Linked DNA regions of Homo sapiens: all the other regions are linked to region 2. The links are chromatin loops, found by intact Hi-C in ENCODE. Cell type or tissue: IMR-90. All regions are shown on one strand.

The links. A loop is a pair of places that touch in the nucleus more often than their neighbours do. Peaks named below come from ENCODE experiments on the same cell type or tissue, not always from the same donor. Only the 100,000 strongest peaks of a DNase experiment are listed, where the experiment ranks them.
Region 1: it touches region 2 in a loop (3-fold over the local background); 6 of 110 quality-filtered maps call a loop at or near these places.
Region 3: a loop joins it to region 2, with 24 times the contacts of the local background. A loop is called at or near these places in 16 of 110 quality-filtered maps.

Annotation. Positions count from the first base shown.
Region 1 is chr5:38,721,223-38,729,222 of GRCh38, reverse strand. The region is part of intron 3 of OSMR-DT (OSMR divergent transcript); the gene reads left to right. Among named protein-coding and RNA genes, the nearest start is that of LINC01265, 5.0 kb to the right of the region's middle. In IMR-90, a CTCF peak has its summit at 4,716; a DNase peak (open chromatin) is centred at 4,752.
Region 2 is chr5:38,806,201-38,814,200 of GRCh38, reverse strand. All of the region lies in intron 1 of OSMR-DT (OSMR divergent transcript), which reads left to right. Among named protein-coding and RNA genes, the nearest start is that of OSMR-DT, 36 kb to the left of the region's middle. RefSeq lists an enhancer at 3,126-3,626. In IMR-90, a CTCF peak has its summit at 4,203; DNase peaks (open chromatin) are centred at 4,200, 6,340 and 7,240; H3K27ac peaks cover 2,086 bases.
Region 3 is chr5:38,204,293-38,212,292 of GRCh38, reverse strand. No RefSeq gene overlaps it. Among named protein-coding and RNA genes, the nearest start is that of EGFLAM, 50 kb to the left of the region's middle. In IMR-90, a CTCF peak has its summit at 3,333 (motif pointing left); no DNase peak of the experiment used is centred here.

The DNA.
Region 1 (8,000 bases), 85 kb after region 2:
CCTATAAATAGAACAAGATCTGCAAGCCTAGCAAATTTTAAAATTACATTTGAAGTCCTTAAATTAATATTTTGTATCACTTATAAATTCAGTTAAACGCCTTTAAACATTTTAAGCTGCATGTACAAATTTAATATATTTTATTTCCTTTTTAAGGAATTCAATTGCCTGATTTAACAAAATTATCTGATTATCCTGATTACTGAAATAACCTCTTAAAAGTTAATAAGTCACAACCTTGTAAGTATGGTTAAGCTTAAGTTTTTAGTTTTTTGCTTTTTTATTTTATTTATTTTTATTTATTTATTTTATTTTTTTACTTTTCAATATTAGGTAAAACTTAGTAATATTTTCACTTAAAATTAAAACTCTAAATTAGTTAATTAACATTTTAATTGAAATGTCAAGACTGACCTATTTATAACTCACATGCCTAAAATACCAAATGTGCACAGATTCCTAACGCAAAAGTAGTAATACTGTTGAGTTGATATTCTTAAACATTTCTATATCCAATTCTACCTCTTTCTGAAATAAGACTTAGCTGGGGAATAATCTGGGTCAATCTGTCAATTTCTGGGCATCACTTTTTTTTTTGCATTGCTTTCTCCGCTTGTTGGAAGTTGCACAGCAATCAAAGATATTGGCCTAGATCTTTATTAGATTCTTACTTGCTGCCTCAATCTTGAGAACACTCAAAAGTGGTGCCCCTCAGCCATGGCCTTTATGTTCAGGTGACAATAACTCATTCTTTTGCTGCTCAAGCAAAATTTCAACTTCTGCTCAAAATGGTCATTTAATTAGATTTTGCCTTTCTTTGGGTCCTAAGATATGTGAAAGTATCTTATGTCAAACATAAAACACCCTTGAATTGAGGAAAGCCTGTATTCTTCTATTCCCCCTATTTTTAGAACTTCATAACTCTTAGGAATGTTAACATGTGGTGTCTGTTGTGCTAAGCGTAGTGAGTCTTTTCCATATGTGAGAAATAAACAGTCCTACTTGTACTTTATATTTACATTTTGACCCCTTCCACTCCACTCCCTATAATCACATTTTAAGTCGAGGCCCCGGTCTTCAAGGAATTCAGTTGTGCATTCTTTTCTCTAACTCTACCATAAGCTCCTTAAAGAGTTACATTCACTAAATACATCTCTTGAAGTCCTTCTCAGCACCTAGCACAGGATGCCCAGTATATTTGTTAACTTAGCAATGTTTGGTGAATTAAATAAGGTATTATGATAAAAATGTACAATCAAGTGGAAAATTGGTGTCGAATTGATTGAATAGAGGCATAGAGTAAAGCTTAGGCTTTGAAGAAATTTGGCAGCAAAGAGGATGTAAAGATACGTGAGGTCTAAGGAAGAATTCTGTGGGTTGCTGGGAATAAGTGAGTTAGAGAAAGAAAATAACAACGAAGGTACTGAGTGTGTAATTACTATGTGCCAAGCTCAGTTTCAAATGTTTTATATGTATTAACCAACTCATTTAATCCTCCTAACATTGCCGTAGGGTAGACACCATTATTATTGCCATTTTACAGAATGAAGAAACTGAGGCACAGAAAGGTTAAGTCATTTACTGCTATACTGTTTGTATGGTAATTTACTTTAAAATATTTCAATGTAGGCCGGGCATGGTGGTGCACGCCTGTAATCCCAGCACTTTGGGAGGCCGAGGCGGGTGGATCACCTAAGGTCAGGAGTTCAAGACTAGACAGGCCAACATGGTGAATCACCATCTCTACCAAAAACACAAAAATTAGCCAGGCGTGGTGCTGGGCACCTGTAATCCCAGCTACTTGGGAGGCTGAGGCAGGAGAATCACTTGAACCTGGGAGGCAGAGGTTGCAGTGAGCCAGATCATGCCACTGCACTGCAGCCTGGGTGACAGAGCAAGACTCCATCTCAAAATAAATAAATAAATAAATTCAACGTAAACTTCAGTGCGACATTTGTATATATAACTTAGCCCTTGGGGTAGGTAGTTAACATTCGAAGTCTACTAATCAGAAACCTATACCCCAAAGGTGGCTATGTCCCCCAGGCCCCTTCTCCCCAGTCTTGCCTGCTGGTTGATATGGTTTGGCTCTGTGTCTCCATCCAAATCTTATTTCCAATTGTAATCCCCACGTGTCAGAGGAGAAGCCTGGTGGGAAGTCATTAGATCATGGGGGTGGCCTTCCCCTTGCTGTTCTCATAATACAGTTCTCATGAGATCTGAAGGTTTAAAAGCAAGGCACTTTCCTTTTCACTCTCTCTCTCTCTCTCTCTCGCCGCCATGTAAGACTTAATTGCCTTGCTTCCCCTTTGCCTTCCGCCATGATTGTGTTTCCTGAGGCATCCCCAGCCATTCGGAACTGTGAGTCAACTAAACCTCTTTTATTTATAAGTTACCCAGTCTCGGGTAGTTTTTTACAGCAGTGTGAAAATAGACTAATACACTGGTCCTGCTGTCAGAGTATTGTTCCATCTATGTGCAAGGTGCTTGTCAGAGTGCTTGAGGACACAGCAAGCAGAAACCAAGCTTGCAATAACAGATTTGTGGTAGTTTGGTGCCTGCTTGCCAATAAATATTTGTACTTTTATCTGAATTTGACCTCAGACTTGCTGTCATGGTAACATAGGCTTGTTAGAGGTTGTCAAGGACTGCTCTACCTCTGATCACCAGAAGTTACTAATATCTACTACATTGCTGAAGGCACTCTGCAACTGCCCCAGGTCACACATCTGGCAGGTGGCAGCACTAGCACTCACTCTCAGGCCACCAGCGCCCTAATTAGCATGCCACATTGCCTCTCTGGAAGAGGATTGAACAGAAGCGAGCAGGGCATGAGTGAAGGAGCAGGGTTTTCGGGCAAAGGGAGATGTTCCAGGGCATAGCTAGAGACAGCAATGTTTTAAGAGAAAATATTTCTTTCAGTCAAAAAGGGAGACAGAGAAAAGTATGAAGACAGTGGGTATCAGTGGGTAAGTTTAGTGGCAGAGGGAGGAAATCAGAGCTTTTGCCTGGTGGATCACATTTCCTTGGAGAAGTAGAATTCAAGGGCTTGGACTGAAAGTAAAGGTGGTGGGGTTGTTGCAGGCTTAAGTTCAGGGGCAATGGGGAGAAGGTCCCTTCTGTGTTTCCCATGTATGTTCTTATGTGAAGAAGGGTTGCCCGGGCCTAGGAGTGTGGAGCTTGTAGGAAGGGAAGCCTGGGAGGCTAAGCATGGCCCCAGGGTCAAGAAGGGGAATGTGTTCCAACCTCCAGTACCTGTCAAGATATTAGGGCCATCCAGTGGGAGGCCTGAGATACAGCCTGTCCTAATGAACAGCGAGAAGAGGAACAAGGCACAGCCCAAAGGCCCCAGTAGCCAGAGACACCCGCTCAGCAGGACTCATCCTTACATCGAAGGGGAAGATGATAAGACCCTTTCCTGTCCCTGTCCAAAGTGCGCTGGAGAGTTCAGGATGCTCACGGTGAATTTTCAGATTTCCTGAGGTCAAAGAGTAGGACAGCCAGTTCTGGAGGAGACAAAATGACTCTGCATTTTGTTCCTCTGCAAGAGCTGATGAATAATTCAAGGCAATGCTAAGTAAATGAGTTCTGCCAGGCAGGCTGGCTCTGAGCAGGGACCTCCCGGCGGGTTGCCATGGGACTGTGTTCTCAAAGAAAAGACCCCCTGTTCGTCTTATATACTCCTTAGTGTCCCTGGCGCTGATCCCACACAGCTCCCAGGGAACTCCTTTTCAGCCAAGGGGATGAATGCCTGCTACAGAAAGGCCCTGGAGGAACTTCCAAACTCAGGCGGAAACAAGAATAGTTGGAGAGGCCATGTGACTCTCTCTCGGGTATTTGCATTGTACTGAGAGGACAAATAGAGGGGTCTTGCCAAAGAAAAGAAAAAAAGTAAAGAAAGTGGGCTGCCTGGCTGGGGAATCCCAGGGACCTAACTGGTCCTTACTACTGCCTGCTGTCGGTGAAGCTATGGGGCTTCCTTCCCTGCTCAGGGAGACAATCTCCTTCCCAAGGGCAAAACCCTGTACATAACACAGCCCTGACCCATAGTGTCCCCTTCGGACTAGATTTGTTGATTCTTATTTGAAGGAGGAGGAGATGTCAAGAGCCCTCAAAAACGGTAGATGCCCACCTCCAGCTGGCGATAAACGTAAACGCCAGCAAATCAGATGCCTTAGACAGAAAGATGATAATCATATTGTCTTGACTTTACCTCCAAATTCAGCTGTTCAGTTATTATTATTGTATCCTATTATACTAAGAAAATACCTTTGAGGCACTTTAAGTGAGCAAAACCTCATCTGATTCCTTAGTAAGGGCAGCTGTGCAAAATCCTGTCACCAAAACCCATTATCACAGAGAACTACCCAATAGAAAAGCCAATCCTGTTCCCAAGTGGCGTCTCTCTTTGCCTCCTCACCATGTGGAAGCCTGACCTAGTCCGTCATTCATGAGGTTTAAAAAAAAAGATGCTTGTGTCATTAGACTGAACCTTCAGAGTATGATACAGTATAATATTAATGGTATTCACATAGGTTTCAGTATAAAATATTCAGTTTGATAAAAATGTGTTACAGCAACTCTGCCATAAACTCATTTAGGAAATACTGGCAACCAAATCCAGGTCTTGCATGGTACAAGGGAGTGGAGGTTGATCTCAATAAATCTCTCATTCATCTTCAGCAGCATTCCCCAAAACACAGAGTAAGGCAACAGCAGCAGGGGGTGCAAATCCTACTCAGTGAGCCAACCCCCACTGCTGACTTAGAGTTAGTCACTCCTTGGAGTCAGTGTGGACTGAGAACTCTCTGGCCACCCAAGGAAAATTAAACATATTATTTTATTACAACAGATGTCCCCACATTTTTTGTAAAGGGGTGATCCCTTTTATTTTCCCAAAACCATGTACCTGGGGGTAGGAGGCATGATACCAGGGAAGTCACCGTGTGTGTGTGTGTGTGTGTGTGTGTGGGTGAGGGTGTTATGTATGTGTGTATTGGTGCAACAGACTGTGTCCCCCCAAAATTGATATGCTGAAATCCTAACCCCCAGTGTGATGCTATTAGGAGGTGGGGTTTGGGAGCTAATGAAGTCATGAGGGCAGAGCCCTCAGGGATGGGATTAGTGCCTTTATGAAAGAGCCCCCAAAGAAATCTCTCATCCTCTTTCTGCCATGTGAGGAGGCAGTGAGAAGATGTCAGTCTGCAATCTAGAAGTGAGTCCTCACCATATCCTGACCATGCTGGCACCCTAATCGTGGACCTCCAGCCTCCAGAACTGTGAAAAATAAATCTCTGTTTTTTATAAGCTACCCCGTCTATGGTATTTTGTGATAGCAGCCTGAACGGACTAAGACAATTGGGGTGGTAGGGGGAGGGGTCCTTAGGAGGAATTACCACCTATTAAGATGGAGCATTGAGGATCCACTTAATGTAACAAGCAGAGATCAAGCACTCACAGAATGGCTAGGATTTAGGAAAGAGATAAATGGAGACAATAACAATAATGATAATACAACACTTTCTGTGACTAAACTCTATTTTGAGTCTATACATTTTGAGAAATGAGTCATCGGGGGAGAAGAGCAACAACATATATCTAATTAACAAAAAACTCAGGCTGATGTAATACATAGTATAATTAAGAAAAGAGCTATGAAATTGCAAAGGAGGGAGCTGGAGAACAACATTTTGCAGTCGGAGGAGAGAGACAGGAAAGGCTTCCTGGTGAAGTCCATTTGTGTCGCAGCACCTGCCCCGGCCCACCCAGCCTCCACCCAGAGGGACAGTAACAAGGCAGAGGCCCTCACACCTGCCAGCCATGTGGGAGGCCATGGCACACATTTGGAGGAGCGCCCCCAACCTCCATTTTATCCCCTTTCTATCTGGAACGGTTGGAAAGCTGAAAGCCTTCCAACGCTGCCTTGGAACTCAAGCTCTACAGGAAAGCTTGGTTTAGCCAGAGAGCTGCCCTTGCCAGAGATATGGGAGGCAGACAGGAGGCAGAGGCCATTCTCCATGGCTATAGCAGCTGATGAGTGAGCGCCAACAGATGCGGGTGTTTCGACAGCTGACCTCCAGCTTCTGCTTCAAGGGATGAGGTGGTTGAGGCAGCAGCCCTGGTAATTGTGAAAGCAGCAGCAGCCTGTTCTCTGGATGCTACCCACGGTTTGGCCTTGAAACCTACACTTGATCAGCAGCTTCCTGACTTCTGCCCCCACAGCCCCTCCTGCTTGAAATACCTAATTGTTTCTGTTTTCTGCACTTTACTCTGAGAAACAAAGATGCTTTGGATGACTAATTAACAACTTCTACAGATAAGTAGTAATATAGAGAAAATGACAGCTAATTTGGACCTGGCCACAATCACTGCATCCATTTGTTACCCTCTTACAAATTGGCCTCTGTTCCACCATCCTAATAGAAAAACCCTATCTGAGATATCCAGTGACCCCATCCTTGCAGAGAGACCCCTTAGTGACCTCTCTGCTAATTCGTTGCCCCTCCCTTCCTTAATATGGTTTCTTCCTGCATCTGACCTTTCTGTGACTACCTTCTCTTTTTCTCTGAATTATCTTTTTCCCCACCTCTATCATACTGCCTAAGTTCTTGGCCTTCTACACTTCTAACTTTGCATTCTGTCTCTTGGGAAAATACATTCATGCTTTCTTTTGTCATTTCTGATTATCTACTATGTGCTAGGAGCTACAGCCCAGGTGAAGATAAGTTGCAAGATTCTTTTAAGAGAGGAAAGTCAGTTACAGAAAAGGCACTTTCTAGTGCAATGAGCATTCTAGGGAAGGTAGCCATAAAGGGCTTTGAAAATGGACGGTAGAAAATGAAGGAGGCTTCATGAAGAAGACAGCTTGGGAGTTGAACTGGAGAGGACTTTGACAGGTGAAAACAGGCCTCAGGGAAAGGAAAACATTTTAATAGGTGGAAATAACATGAGAAGAATTGAATGGAAGTAAAAAGGTATAGGGCACGTGGGGAAATCCTACTTGCATCCATAAAGCAATCCAGTATACGGTGTGCATCACTTAATGATGGATATATGCCCTGAGAAATTTGTCCTTAGGCTATTTTGACATTGTGTGAACATCATAGAGTGCACTTACACAAACCTAGATGGTATAGCCTACTACACACCCAGGCTATATAGGGTAGCCTCTTGCTCCCAGGCTGCAAACCTGTGCAGCAGGTTACTGTACTGAATACCGTAGGCAACTGTAACACAATATAAATATTTGCATGTATATAAACATGTCTAAACATAGAAAAGGTACAGTCCAAATACAGTATTGTAATCTTATGGGGCCACCACTGTATAAGTGATCTGTCATTGACCAAAATGTCATTTTGGGTGCATGACTCTGGTTAGATTGTGAGTTCCGTGGGTGAGGAACCTGTTCACTAGCTGTCTCTCTTCCCAGAATTCAGCATTGTGCCTGGTACATAGTAGGCCCTCACTAAGTACTTGTGAATGAAAGACAAGAGAGACGAGTGGATAAGTCTAGTTCAGAGCCCAACCACTCCGTTCTGCCCACACTGCTGCAGTTATGTCAAGACAGGGAGACAGAGCCCTGAGCAAAGAACTCTAGTCCTCAGCATTTTCCATGAACCCCAGCCAGAGAGCTTCCTCCTTACTTTCCCTTCTACTCCTCTGTAGTTAAGCAATCCATTGGGTCAAAGGTACCACTAACCATCAGCTAATGTTGATGGTTCTACCTTTAAAATTTATACAGAATATAACCCAGTTCATATTCTGGATTCTGCTACAACCAAGTTCATTGCTTACATTCCACCTTGATCCCTGACAAACACAGCAGCCAGCATGGTCCTTTCAGGAACATCAGTCCCAGCACATTACACCTATGCCCTTCCCAGCCCCACATGTTCTCCAGGGCCTTACATGGTCTCCTCTGTGATATGGTTTAGCTCTGTGTTAACACCCAAATCTCATGTTGAATGTAGTCCCCAGTGTTGGGGGAGGGACCTGGT
Region 2 (8,000 bases):
CCATGCCTCCTAGTAAACAGTGCAAGAATTCCTCTAGGGAATATACCTAGGGGTGAAATTTCTGGGTCAGAGAGTTCAGCTACTTTTTGTATTTACTAAATGATGCCAACTTATTTTCCAAAGTGGTGTAACTACTGCTGCACATTCTCAGTCACATCGGGTATTGTCAGGATTCTTACTTCTTGTGTGTGTGGTAAATATAAAATGGCATCTGATCACTGCTGTTCTAATTTCTCCCCAATTTCTAGTAAGATTGAGCATTTTCCATGTATTTGTTGCCATTTCTTTCTCTTCTGTGAAACACACATGTAACATTTCTGCTCATTCATCAGTTGGATTGTTCATTTTTTTCTTACAGGTTTATAGAGTTCTTTGTATATTCTGGGGCTTAATTCTCTATGTTATGAGTACCTTCTCCCAGTTTCTGACACTTATTTTTTTACTTTCATTACAGTGTCTTTTATTTTTATTTTTTATTTTTTGAGATAGGCTCTCACTCTTGCCCAGGCTGGAGTGCAGTAGCACGATTATGGCTCACTGCAGCCTTGACCTACCAGGCTCAAGCGATCCTCACACCTCAGCCTCCCAAGCAGCTGGGACTACAGGTGTGTACTACCATGCCCAGCTGATTTTTAATTTTTTGTAGAGACGGCATCCTACTGTTTCCCAGGTTGGTCATTACAGTGCATTTTAAGGAACGTAAATTCTTAATTTTAATGTGGTTGATCTCATTTTAAGAATCATTCTATTTATAATATACATATTTAGAAAGTCTTTATAAACTAGGAAGCTATAAAATTATCAATGTATATTAATTTTTGATAAGTTTTGTAATTTTGCTTTTCAAATTTAAGTCTTTAGTACACCAGAAATTGGCTTTTTGTGTGATATAAGAGGTCCAATTTTATTTTTTTAACACATGAGTAATATGTTTTCCCCATAACCACATATTGAAATAATTAATATTTCCTCCAAGTGTCTGCAATGCCAGCTCTAGGAAAAAAAAATTTCTATGCATGTGTGTTATGTTTCTGGATTCTATATTCTGTTGCCCTGGTCCATCTATATGATTTATCCCAATACCACACTATCTTAATTGCTATAGCCCTAGAACAATTGTAATATCTGGAGGACAAGATCTCCTGTAGGGTTCTTCTTTTTGAGTGTCATGTCTTTTCTTGGTCCTTGGCTCTTTCATATTCATTTTGGGATTAGTTGCCAGGGTTCCTGAGAAGCTCATGGAAATTTCTATTAGGATTATATTAAATACATAAAGTCATGTGCCTCCAAGTGTATGTGCTTATATACCTGATAACATTTTGCAGCCAAGTAGATCATATGTAGAACATTATAATTCATCAGATCATTGTGGCATATCAGAGGCAGGGGGTTGGTTTGGCATGGAGTTGCATGAAGTTGGTGCTTCTTTCCCAGCTCCAGTACATCAAAATTTAACAACAATATGGAAAGAGAGTTTATGCTCAAATTGCCATGAACAGAGTTTTCACCTACAAAGGGTTGTTCCAAAATCAGAAGATGTCAGGAATTGCTATTACTATTACATGAGTACAGTGAATTGCTGTTGCAATTCCAGTGAAGTTTGTATTTCTGGTGTGCTTTGTACAAAACATTGCAATCAGACCTGAAAGCAAATGCTATAGAATACAGCAGTCAAAAAAGTCTTTGGTCTTTAGTATGGCTATCCATGTCTTCTTATCCATAAAGAATTTGTAATAATTTTTCAGAACAAAGACTCTTGATCCAATTCAGATGAGAATGTGTGATTATACAAATATGGGTGCAGGATGAACATAAAAAATAGGAAGAATGTAGACTACTCTGCTCTCAGATCAAATTAATATTCCTTTTTTTGCAGTTTAATTAGGCATAAATAAAAAGCCACGTGAAGCCTGGAGATACTGGACATAGCAGATTTGTCAAGCCATTTTTCCCACCACCAGTGCCTGAGCACGACCTCATTTGTCTTGGTCAATGAAGCTCAAGGAAGCATTGCACTTTGGCTTCCGCTTTAAGTTTTGTATGTTGATATGTATCCCATGTCTTCTAACAATAAAGTGCTATTTCACTGACATTAATCACTGTCAAAGGCTTTCTGGTAAATTCTTTAGGCACTCGCCTTGCGGGAAAAGGCATCGGTTTGCCATACCCTAAGAAATGGGCTGTTCATAATGTTGTGTTGTAACTTGATTCTTGTGAGGCATTGGTTGAATAGAATAATAGACCAGAGTCAATGACGATACACAGTGGCTAGCCCTTCAAAGATGGCTCCAAAAATTAATTCTTGTTTTTATTTGCCTACAGTGTCAGTTCAATTGACTAATAATATGACTCTTGGTCATATTAATATGATTAAGAAAAGGTACCACTTTTCAAATAGTCTAGGTGTTTAGTCTAGGTGTTTAATCTAAAATTACATAAGAGTTTCTTGCTGTTTGGGGGTATAGGGTAGCCAGGCAGGATCCTTGCACTTAAGAAACTTAAAATGTAATACATGAAAAAGCAAGTGAACAAAAAAAACCTTGATTATCAATTGGTCAACTGCATTAATTGAGCATCCATTTGAGATAGAGCAGTGGTCTTCAAACTTTTTTGAATGCTTTTCTCCTAAAAGAATTTTTTTTATTATTATTATACTTTAAGCTCTAGGGTACATGTGCACCACATGCAGGTTTGTTACATGTGTATACATGTGCCATGTTGGTGTGCTGCACCTCCTAAAAGAATTTTTAAAAGCTGGACACCTGCTCCTATTTCTGCTGCCAATGTGAAGGTATCAAAAAGAAATTGCCATTGGGGGCTGCTACGCAGGCACAATACGCTATGCTAATTAACGAAGACCGCTTCAGGTAGGATCAAAAAACATGGCTGGTTTATTAGGATGCGAGAAAACTCGGGTTTGTTCCTTTAAATTCTAGAATGATTAAATACTAGTTAACATTTAAATTAAGTGCCTGCATGTGCCAGGTCTTATTGTAAGCACCTTATATGGTTTATGTCATTTAAACGTCACAAAAACCCTATGAATTAGCCTCATTTTATAGAGAACTAAGGTTACTGAAGTTGAAGTAATAGGGAAGCGAGCTCGACCCCAGGCATTTGGCTCCAGAGCCCATATTGACAACCACTGTATTCTCCTAACCCTTTAAAGGCAAAGACTGTCTCTTCTCAGTGCGGTTATCAAAACACTTTTTGCCTGGAACCTAGAGGCATTCTTGAGTCTCTGTTTCCACAAAGATTTGTATGTTTCAGATGGGAAGGGCTGCTCCCATCTGGACGTGGTCTCCAAGGATGTTTTGGGTGTGCTGCATTTTCTTTTCTTTTCTTTTTTTTTTAGACGGAGTCTCACTCTGTTGCCCAGGCTGCAGTGCAGTGGCACGATCTCGGTTCACTGCAATCTCCGCCTCCCGGGTTCAAGCGATTCTCCTGCCTCAGCCTCCTGAGTAGCTGGGATTACAGGCGCCCGCCACCATGCCCGGCTAATTTTTATATGTTTTTCGTAGAGATGGGGTTTCACCATGTTGGCCAGGTTGGTCTCGAACTCCTGACCTCAGGTGATCCGCCCGCCTCGGCCTCCTAAAGTGCTGGGATTACAGGCGTGAGGCACAGTGCCCGGCCGGGTGTGCTGCATTTTCAGCACGTACACCAAGTGTCTCCTCATGGGGCTAATGTGTGGGAGCTGGGAAGCCACAGTTCACTTTCCAGAACCCAAAAGGGGCAAAGTGACATCATAAAATTGTCAGAATGTCCCTTGACACAACCGTACTTGTTTGTCTGCAGCACGGTGTCGAGCCCCTCTTCCCTTCTGGACATGAAGACATTGCCCAGAAGTAACTCTTTAACTTAAGATATCTTTAACGTAAGATAGAATCAAGTTCTTTTTGAAGCAAAAACTGCATAGTCACAGCTGTTACTAGAAAAAAAAAAAAACAACAAGTTCAGAGAATCAAGCACTTGTCCTCGTAGGTTTTGATTACTATTGCCTTTGGGTCAGATTCTCTCATTAGAGTCAAATAAATGTTTTCCATCATGACCAAAAAATGTTTTATACAAATTCCATTTCCCAGAACTCTGTGAATGAAATGGAAACCCCCTTTTCTGGTTGTGGAAAAAAACCAATCCAAAACAAACCCCACAACCTCCCAGCTCCATCTTTCTTAAGTACCCCCTGGTTTTGCTAGGTGGCGCCATAGGCTAATGCATGGGTCTTCCTCGGCTTCCCGGGCGGCCGCCTTCTGTGAGGCAGGAACAAAGGCCTCTGCGGTTCCCTTGGAGTTTAAGATCAGACCAGCCCACAGGAGATGAGATCCATTTGCCAAGACTCGCCTCTGTCGTGTTAGGAGCTGCCCCCTCCCCTCTCCTGATTGATCACAGCTGGTAGTGAGGGGATTCTTGGCCATGTGCTTTAGCCGTTCTTGAGGGAAATTCTGGGGGATCTTAAACTTGATCCTAAATATTGCGTTTCTCTCTATCTAAGTCTCCTAAAAATTGTTCATGTATTTGGGGAGGAAGGCTCACGCTCATACTGAAGAGTGAAAGGAAGGGGACAATAATTCAAAGGCTTGCACCAACTCCCTCCCAATCCCCTGCACAAGGTTAATGTGTGGGGAAATCCCTGTCCTTCCTGAGAGCCCTGATGTTTCCCAGTCTGGCAGGGGCCAGGACAACCTTTCTCCATCCTGCAGGTCACAGAGCCAGCTTGTTGTGGAGGAACAGGAGGCCCTGTTGTAGGAGGGGTGGCACAGGTCCCACAAGCCCTATGGGGTTTGGAGGACACCCAGGCGCCTACTGACTTAGCAAGAGACTCCCCTTTCCCACCCTGCTAGAGGCCTGAAGCTCCAAATTACTGACTTCTTTGCCTTAAAGCATTAGAGACTCCCCGAACACAAATATGACAGAAAAGCTTTACTTGGAAATGTTGGAGGATGAATTGCAAAATGGCACTGCTCGGAGAGATCCCCAGGGAGGAGCTGGTCGTGGACCGGGCGGGGCGGCGAGGGCTGCAGGGAGCAAGAGCAGAACACTGGAGTGGAGGCGACTTCACTGCCTTCGCGCCTCCGGTAGGAACCACGGCTTCCTTCTGCCTGCAGTGTCTGCAGCCTGGGAGTCCCCCAGATCCGTGTGATGGCCAAGGCCGCATGCCCCGGAGAATCTGGATTTCGAATACTGTCCTGATAGCTGCCTAAACACCCACATAGTAGTCCTCCCATGGGTCCTGGTTGGGGTTCAAACACATTCCTACCCTACCCAGCCTTCCCTGAAATCCGCGTCATGCTGAGGGCAGCCCTGACAGTGGCCGCGGGTCCTTGTTGAGGACGCAAGAGGAGGAGGAGCCTCAGCCAGGTGAAAGATCGTCCATATATTCCAAGAAGGAAGCTTCATAAACATGCAAACCTGCACAGCACAGGACACACTAGTAGGAATGCTCTTAACATTGCAAGTCAGAGGACAGATTCCAGAAAATAGAAGGGAGAAAATACATAAGTAATATATAAAAGTCAAAACGGGAAGGAGAAGAGCTTTTAAAAATTGACAAAAAACATATTCATATATAGAGATTATATATTAATGTATATATGAATATATATGACATATATATAGTCACAAGAAGAAAAACACAAAAACTCCAAAATTAGAGCGAGAAGAATCTGGGAATAAAAACATACATATCTATGGATTTTTCATGACTATATTTTGAGTTCACTTCTGATACTCATCCAAAAGATATTTATTTGAGCAATTGTAGGAATGTGTATGATGCCATGTCCATCTCAGTATCTCTGTTTCAACCTTGAGGAATCTATCAGCCCTTCCTGCATTTATCTCTGTCACAGGAACAATGCTTCTTTTGGCAGTAAACATCAGTATACTTAAGTGCCATGAGTCATATTTTCAATTTTTAATTAAATCATGGTCTAGCTAAGGTTTGATTTATTTTGGCCTGAATTAATTTAGACCCTGGTCCACATAAATTTACATAGTTTATTTAATCCAGCTCATGACTGCATAGATTGTAAAATCCCTTAGATAGCTACAGTGTAGATTGTGAAAATCACCCTCTTATCAAGCAAAGAGTGGTAGAATATAATCTCTGGGGGTTGTGGTAACTTCATTCTTAAAACTAGCATCACGAAAGAAATGTGTTGTATTCCTAAATAAAGGCTTTTATGAGATCATCTAAAGATATTGCATCCCATATGTTTTCACTCTAAAAGTTTGAATGATACGGTAAAGCCTCATTAAGTGGTGCCGATGCATGCTTTTTCTTTCTTTCCCAGAATGGTTATAGAAGGTCATAAATCTATATAGTAAGCACCCTGCAAAAAGCTCATCTGCCGCACTCAAATATAGTAAACACTGTTTAAACAGCAGAAGTGTGAGTCATACCGGTATCATTTTCCTAGAATTCTGATAAAAAAGCATCATGGCTAATTAATGTTCCCAAGAAAGGGTCACAGCTTACAGGAAATGAATCGGAAGGTGACAGGAAGAAAGGGTGGGGAGCTCAGAACGCTCTGGCTCAGGATTGTTGGCAAGATCCTTGTTCCTGCAGCCAGGAATTGACAGCAATCATGAGGAAGAGAAGAAATCACGCTGCACATTGAAACTCAGAATTTTTTTTTTGACACGGAGTCTCACACTATCGCCCAAGCTGGAGTGCAGTGGCACGATCTCCACTCACTACAACCTCCGCCTCCTGGGTTCAAGCGATTCTCCTGCATCAGCCTCCCGAGTAGCTGGGATTACAGGCTCCCGCCACCATGCCCGGCTAATTTTTGTATTTTTATTAGAAATGGGGTTTCACCATGTTGGCCAGGCTGGTCTTGAACTCCTGACCTCGTTATCCACCCGCCTTGGCCTCCCAAAGTGCTGGGATTACAGGTGTGAGCCACCACGCCCGGCTGAAACTCAGATTTAACCAGACTGGAAATGCAGGGACAGAGAGACAGAGAGAAGATGGAGAGGAGGGAAGGATGATAGGAGATGATGACCAGAGGGTTGGGGGGTAAAGATTGGGGTTCAGGGGAAAATAGCTGACAGAACAGCATTGAAACCCCCCTCTGCTACTGATTTGGTCTGGGCCCTGCAGTTAAGTTGTTTTTGTGGGTTTGGGGTTTCATGGCACTTCTGAATGTTAAATATGATTGGATGAGCACAGCTGGCAATTCAGCATTCATGACTCAGCTGAACTTGTGACCTATAGCAGGACATCTCGTAACCCTCAGAGGAGAAAGTGAGTCAGATGCATTTTCTGCAAAAACGAAATTTGCCTTGTGGGAAGAAAGAATGCTCCTCATGCATGTGTGTTGGGTGGAGCATAGATGTTTGCCCTGCCTGCCGTCCAGGAGGTGGGGGCTGGGTGGAGGTGGGAGGAGCCGAGACCAGGCCAGCATGGAGGTTCTCAGGCTGCTTTCTTGTCTTCAGCTCATTCTTTATATTGGGTTGCACCCCCTGCATTTCCAAACAAACCATCAGGACACAAGGTCCATCAAAGGATTCTTTTTTCTCACGAATGGGTTGATGAATAGGATACATTTGCAAAGGTCTGAAAATCAAATTAAATTTTCATTACATGCTTAATGAACTTATTTGTCAGACAGAAATCAGTATTCTTCCAGGAAATCTGGAAAGAGTGGGTATCATGCTTCTAGCAATTCCTGAAAATCCTCATGTATTATTAATTTTCCTGGAGGGAGGGACTATGAGAGCCATTGTTGGTTTGCAACACCAAAAGCTTAGCTTTGTCTCAAGAAGGTATACTAAAACTTCTTTCTAAAGATGCTGTCTTGATGTGCCTTATTGCACTTTTGACAGGGGTTTGGGGGTGGGGAGGAGATGACTATTGAATAATCCAGTCAGATGTCTGGTATTGCAAATCCCTAAACCTTGGGGCAATTTGGGCTGATCCCAAGGAATTGGAACACATTAGCAGAACTCTCTTCCCTACTCGGTGCCCGGCAAGGGAACCGATGATCCCATTG
Region 3 (8,000 bases), 600 kb after region 2:
AAAGTTTGGTCAGAAGTTACATGTATCACTTCCTCTAAAACTTTATTCCCCAAAGCAAGCCCCATGGCCACATTTACCTACAAGTGGATTTGGACACAAAATTCAACCACATGCCTGTAAGAACAGAATCAGAATATTTATGAAAAGCCCAAGTAATTATAATTTAGAGTATCTAGAAGATAACCCAACATGAAAACAAAGCAAAACTCTTGTGGTCCTATAGTGAAGGTGGTGGTTTGACTATGTCTTTTCACAATCCAGCAGGTTTGTGAATTTAGAGTACCACACACTATTATTTCACAGTAAAATGCCAAGAGCAAAACCTGGCATTTAACAAGAGTCATTATTACTATTACTATTATAATTATTGCTATTACTACAGAATTATTATTGTGATAAGTGGGAAAAGACATCGAGGGGTATGAAATGATTACCTAAGAACACACAGCTAATTAGGAACACAGTGAAGATGAGAACACACATTTATTGAATCCAAGATGGGAGTATTTTTCTCTCAACTCATCCCAATGCATAGGAAAGACATAATCAAACCCATTGGATTGTGAAAAGACATAGTCAAACCACTGCCTTCAATATAGGGCCACAAACGTTTTGCTTTGTTTTCATGTTGGGTTATCTTCTAGAGCAGTGTTCAGCAAACTCTTTCTGTAAAGGATCAGACAGTAAATATTTTTGGCTTTGCAGACCATATGGTTTCTGTCACGACTAATCAACTATGCCGTTGCAGCACAAAAACAGCTACAGATAATATCTAAACAAATAGGCACAACTGTGTTCCACTACAACGTTCTTTACAAAAACACACAGCAGAATGGATTTGGCCAGCGAGCTGTTTGCCAGCCTCTGTTCTCGAGCATCCTCCAGTGGGGAAACACTACTTAAGGGAAAGTCTAAGAAGAAGGGAAACAAAGAAACCTTAGTGTGCCCCGGTTTCCTCTAGAGTCAAAAGCCCACCTTGTAGGGTGATGGTGAAGATTGAACAAGCTGATACATGCAATGCACTTAGAGGAGTGCCCGGCACCTGGTAAGCCCCCCAGTCACCTCCATGAATGGTGATTTCCCCTCACTGAGCGTCAGCCACTGTCCTAGGTGCTGGAGGTTCAATTGCAAACAGAACAAAGCTCCTGCTCTCCTGGAACTGATATACTGATCCAGCAAGTCAGACAAAGAAACAAATAGACATGTAAGCTATCAGGAGGTGATAAGGGCTGAAAAGGAAAATCATGCAGGGTTAAAGGTTGGCTAGGGGAGATGAGTTTAGGAAGTTTTATGTAGGGTGGGTCAGGGAAGAGATTTTGAGCTGAAGACTTCACGAAGGGAGGAAGACAGTTATGCAGGTGTGGGGAAGCATGTTGCAGCACACGTGCAAAGTCCCTGAGGCCAGAGCCTGCAGGCAGATCCTGGGGTGAGGCGGGTGTGGTCCCAGCAGCGCAGGGTGGAGGAAGTGATTCCTGAGGAAGATAAAGTGGAGAGTTGAAAAGAATCTGAAGAGGACAGGGATGTGCCTTGGCAGGGACTTTGGATCTAATTCTGCATGAGTTGAGAAACATTATTCGTATCATTTACTATAATAATAATTATTATTCTGTGCCATCAGTGCTCTTTTTTCTTTTGCTCACTGATTCTTCACTTTTCCACCTTCCTACTCCTTTCTCACTCCTCCCCCTTTCCTCCTCTCTTTCTACATCTCTGCCTCCTGCTCTGTGCTCCTGCAAGATCCTCTTTTTGCCATTTTGTAATCCTTCTTCTTTTGGGTGACACATAGCTCTGTTGGCAGCACCTGAAACCAAGGACGTCACTGTCCCTGGGAATAATGGAAGGGGAAGCTTGGCCCAGCTCAGGGCTTTCCAGAAGGATTTAACTTAATTCCTCAGACACTGGGCATCAGACAGAAAAGGCTTAGGGAGAACAAGATGAGAATTAAAGCAAAAATCATCAAGAATATTTTGTTATTACATTTTAAAAAGATCCTAAAACATTTAAAGACATATGCAAGTTGTATTGGGTTGGTGTGAATGTAGTCAGAGAGATATGCATACATAATCAATTCTTTTTACGCTTTTTGCAGTGTGAGTTTGTGAGTGGGTGTATGTTTATCCCAGGATTCAGAGAATAACAAATTTTTGATTACCAGGACTAATGGATGTGACACAAATATCCCAAGTAGCTGAATATTAAACAGTGATTTTTGCAGACGTATTTGCAAGATAAGCTGTTGTGTTTTAATTAAACAAATATATGTGTATATGATGGTGAATCTGTGGGTATATATACCATAGAGAGAGGGGGAAATGGAAGGTGGGAGGGAAAGAGAAAGGGAGAAGGAGGGAGAGGGAGAAAGAGGGAGAGGATATGCACAATATGACCTGAAATCCTGCTGTGCTCACCAGTTTGTGGCAGCATCTGTCCATAGGAAAGGACTTTAAAAAAATTGTGATGGGAACACTTAACGTGAGATACATCCTGTTAATAAACATGTAAGCATATCATGCATGAGTGTTGATTACAGGTACAATATCATGCAGCAGATCTTTAGAGCATGTTCATCTTGCTTGACTGAAACCTACACCAGTTGTCCCCCTCTCCCCTCTCCCACAGCCCCACCATTCCATTCTCTGATTCTATAGAATTGATTATTTTAGATACTTCATTGATGTAAATCCAGGAAGCACTTTTTTTAATTTATAGGAAAATCACCTGTGGGCCAGTGGCTCTTGTGTATCTTCTCAAACTCTAATGTGATATGAACCACCAGTGGAATCTTATTTAAGTGCGGATTTTGATCCGGTGGGCCAGGAGCAGATCCTAAAATTCTGTGTTTCTAATAAGCTCCCAGGTTTGGCCTACAATACAGTCCCATGGGCCATAGTTGGGTAGTATAGTGGGATTTTTAATGTAACAGTAAGCTCAAAAGCTTTAGTTACATTAAATATCTATTTTATTGCATTAAATGGCAACATTTATAATAATACAACTAGGCCAGAGGTGGGCAGATATATCATTTCTGGAAGAGGACCTCTGGAATTTCTAAAAAGAAGAAGATTTGGTGGAAGTTTCCAAGGTAAAGTTATTTGATTTGGAAAAATGTGAAATATATGGGGAAAGATTCCAAATGTGTTTCCAGTGTTGGCTGAGGTGTCCAGATGTTTGGAACCCAAATAGACACTGATAAATTCTGCCAGGTTGGGCCCCCTGGTCTGAGCAAGGTGTGAGGCCTGTTTGCAAACCTATCTGACAAAGCCGTGCTGGGAACTGACTCAGGGCAGGACCCAGTAGCTTGTTAGAGCTTGTTGGCTTTGGGTGCCATCTTGTGGCAAGAAGCAACAAAAATTTTTAAAATCCAGAAACAATCAAAGGTTCTCACCTATGCATGATGTTGTGTTAGGTACTGTAATTAAGAACAATAAAAATATTACATATCTAAATTGTATAGTTGAGACCCTTGCTAAATTCAACACACTTTGCTTTAGCCAACATTGTATGTCTACTCTTGTCTGCTGTGTGGCCATGGGCAGATTGCTTGATGTTGCAAGATCTTGAGTACTAAATCCGTAAAATGGGAGTAATTAAACTACCTCATGAAATTGTGGTGAATATCCCACCCGTGGAAGATGCTTAGCCCCAGTGACTGATACGAGCTCAAAAGGAAGGGAGAAAAAGTGGTAGCAATGATTATTAATGGTTGTAGTAGAAAAATAACAATTATTAGAAAAAACATAATATTTTATTATTTCCTTTTTAAAACAAGGAAAATAAGATCTAGAAGTCAAGTGATTTATCCAAGGTAATAAATCCAGTGTCAGATCTAGATGTCAAATATAGGTCTTTCTACTTGAGACAGTGGAACCTTAATTACAAGGTCGTCTTCATTGTATGCGTTAGTCTGATAAGCTAAAAGGAAAGTTATGTAAGTCGGCTTTCACTAGGCTATGCGCAGTAACAAGTCACCCCAATACTTCAGTGGCATACACCACACAAAGATTTACTTCTTGCTTGTGTTACATGAACTTTGCAAGTGGTCTGAGCCATGAATGCTCCTGTCAGGTCTTGCTAGGTGAATACAATTTTGGGAGGAAGGGCCAAGGGAGGTATTAATAATAATGTTCTATGGTGTGTATGTCAACATCTTAAACCCCTTCAAAGTCTGAAAGAAATCTTCTGAGGTCCTACAGTCAGTCCATTTCCAGTGCGCCCCTTCTACAGGTGGGAAAGGAGGCCAAGGGAGGTATTAATAATAATGTTCTATGGTGTGTATGTCAACATCTTAAACCCCTTCAAAGTCTGAAAGAAATCTTCTGAGGTCCTACAGTCCATTTCCAATGTGTTCCTTCTACAGGTGGGAAAGAGGCTCAAAGTAGACAAGCGGCAGCCTCAAGGTTATGAAAAGAGACAGATCATGCCCTGGGAAGTGCTCCCCTGTGAGAAGTAAAGAGTATTATCTTGGTGCCCCATTACCATGAGCCACTCCCATGCCTGCTTTCCTTTCTACCTCACTGTCTCAGCCTCAAGAAAGGGACCCTTATACCATCAGTTTATTAAAGTGAAGGTTTTATCCAAGGGTGCTGGCTATTAGTGGCTTTAAATGCAGCAGTTCCTGTCCCAGGACTGGGGATGTGGCAATTTAAATTTAATGATCCCAATGCTTCATCCTGCCCCATAGTCACATCCTTTGTTAGGTAACTTTGCAGTTTCTCCTGCTGGAAGCAAAGTGTACTCCACTCTTTGACTTTGGGCTTGGCCATGTGACTTGCTTTGCCCAGTGAAATGTTAGAAGGTGTGATGCAATCAAAGGCCTGAATTGCACCTGCAGGGTTCAACTTTTATCCTCTCTATGAGAAGAAGATGCTCCTAGAATCCTACTAATCCAAGGATGAGGGGAGATAGACTCATGGGACAGACCTGGAATCAACCAGCAGCTTAGAGTCCAGCCCAGTCCAGCCTGGATCAGCCACCCCTTGGCTGACCTGCCACTGTGTGGGAAAAAAAAAAGTTTATTTATGCGACTGAGTTTTGAGGTTATTCGTCATAGAGCATTTTTATGGCAATAGCTTACTATTCGGGGGTATCCTTTCAAAACTCATTATGCTTGCTCTCTTGTCATTTAACTTCCTCCTAAAAATAGAGCACCACAAAAGTTGTAGATAATTGAGGACTCAGTTAATAGCTTCTGCTTATCAAAGCTTTGTGATGGCATGTCACCATTTCCAACAAAAAATTCACAAGCCTTGTAAGAAGAGAAAAATTTTGCATGCATGTTCTAAATCTCTGACAAAAAATGTTAGAAGGGAGAGATTAATTGTTACTCAGAGTTTTGGTTTGTCATTTTTATTTTCCATCATACAGTAGCTGTAAAAGACGAATGAGACAAAGAGGAGCAGAAAAGTGAGAGTATGAGGAAAAGGAAGAAATCTAGGGGAAAAAGAAGAGAGAGGAGATGGGGAAGAGGGTGGATGCTACTGGGAGGGAAAATAAGAAAAGGGTAAAGGAAGCCATGGCAGAAAGGGAAAGAGGCCGAGAGTTCTCATGGAAAATCCAGGGAGTTGGAATGGGGAGAATGATGGTGGGTAGAGACTTCTCTCCACTCCATGGACACACACAAGCACACACATGTACATCACCCATACACATATCTGTTAGGCAAACAAGATGCATATATAACATAAAAACTAAATTTCTAAACTGTATTTCACAATTTATGTAGCTGATTTCATGTACTTCTATATGAGGGTTCTTCAAAAAGTTTGTAGAAAATGGGATGAAAAGATAAAAATTAAAAAGATAAGCTTTATTTCCCAACATAAGCTCCATCAAGGTCAAGACACTTTTGTAAGCAATGATACCAGCCATTTAGTCCATCCCCAAGAGTCCTTGGGACTGAGAGTCCTTGGGACTTAACCATATCAATGCAATTTTTTTTTATGTTAAAAACTCAAGAAAAGTAGGTGGCCTTTAAAGGTTTTTCAGGACTAGGAAACAGAAAGAAGTTAGAAGGAGGTAAATCAGAAATGCAAGGTGGATGCCTAAGGATTTCCCATTGAAACTCTTGCAAAGTTGCCCTTATTGACAAGAGGGGAGAGCAGGAGCATTGTCATCGTGGAGAAGGACTCTCTGGTGAAGTTTTCATAGGTATTTTTCCGCTAAAGCTTTGGCTAACTACTTTCTCAAAACACCTTTTTTTTTTTTAGACAAAGTCTTGCTCTGTCACCAGGCTGGAATGCAGTGGCACAATCTCGGCTCACTGCAACCTTCACCTCCTAGGTTCAAGTGATTCCCCTGCCTCAGCATCCCGAGTAGCTGGGACTACAGGCATGCGCCACCATGCCAGACTAATTTTTTGTATTCTAGTAGAGACAGGGTTTCATCATGTTGGCCAGATGATTTCCTGACCTCCTGATCTGCCCACCTCGGCCTCCCAAAGTGCTGGGATCAAAACACTCTTATAATAGGCAGATGTTACTTCTCTTTGGCCCTCCAGAAAGTCAACAAGCAAACTACCTTGAGCATCCCCAAAATCTGTTGGCATGATCTTTGCTCTTTGATGCTTTTTCTTTGACTGGACCCCTTCCACCTGTTGGAATCCACTGCTTTGATTGTGCTTTGTCTTCAGGACCATACTGCTGAAGCTGTGTTTCATCTCCTGTTACAATTCTTCAAAGAAATGCTTCGGGACCTTGATGCCACTCACTTAAGCTTTACATTAAAAGCTCTGCTCTTGTCTGCAGCTGATCTGATCTGGGTATGTGGTTTTGACACCAATCAAGTGGAAAGTTAGCTCAACTTTAATTTTTTAGACAGACTTGTGTAAGCTGAACCAACTGACATGTCCATGGTGTTGGCTATTGTTTGTGTTGTCAACACTGCCAGTCCTCTTCAATTAGAGCATAAACACAATGAATTTTTTCCTTGTGAATTGATGTGAATGGTCTGGTGCTGTGGGCTTCATCTTCAATATCATCTTGTCCCTTCTTACAGCAAGTTATCCACTTGTGAACTGCTAGTTTCTTTGGGGAATTATTCCCACAAACTTTTCACACAGTATCAGTTATTTCATTATTCTTTCACCCAAGTTCCAGCACAAGTGTAATGTTTCTTCTTGCTTTATTTTAGCAGGAATCATGTGGCTCTGATAGAGAGTCTTTTCAAATTGGTGTCTTATGCTTCTTAGTACCTCAAACTAGATCCCCTTTAGACATGTTATGACAAGTTACTGGAAGCTTATTTTGGTGCAAAAAAAAAATTAAATCCATGCATAATTTTAAATTTTTCCATGAACTTTTTGAAGACCTCTTGTATTTCGTGTTGCAGTACACTTCAAACAGTTATAATTGCCCACCTTGGGATGTTATGTTGGGACTTGGCAGGTTATAACATGAGGAGTATGGGCTCCTACTCACTGCTTCCCCACTGCCAACACTGGTGATACTGAAAAGTGACTACTGAGATGAAAGGTGATGAGAATAGGAACGGTAGGATGGGAGAAGAGGGAAAGCAGAAAGCAGGAGAAAGAGGGGCCAGGGCAGTCACAAGAGAGTTAGGGAATGATGCTGTCCCACCAGCTGCCTTGCTCTCCTAGTTGCCAATCCAGGTTCAGTACACCCCCAACCCAGTGTCCCAGACCCATGGTTGGGCTGGACTTCCTTCTGCAGGTGAGTCTGGGAGCTTTCCATGGGTTTACAGAGAGCTGGCTAGATGGCATGACCATCTTTTTCTCTATCATGTCTGAACCTTGTTTGCAAGATCTTGGTTTGCCTATCCTACCTCTGTCCTTTTACTCACTCCTATTTTTCTGTCAAGAAGTCTCCAGCTCTGAAACCCTAGGCATGACTGTACCCACAGACATCCTGTAAGGGCATGGGAAGGTCAGGGTAACAGATTGCCTCAAAGCCCTCTCCATGGGTTTTCCCTTGGAGATAGCCCATTCATGGCACTAGAATAATGCTCATCAAAGTTGTGTGGCCCAGAGACATCACTTTCATTCT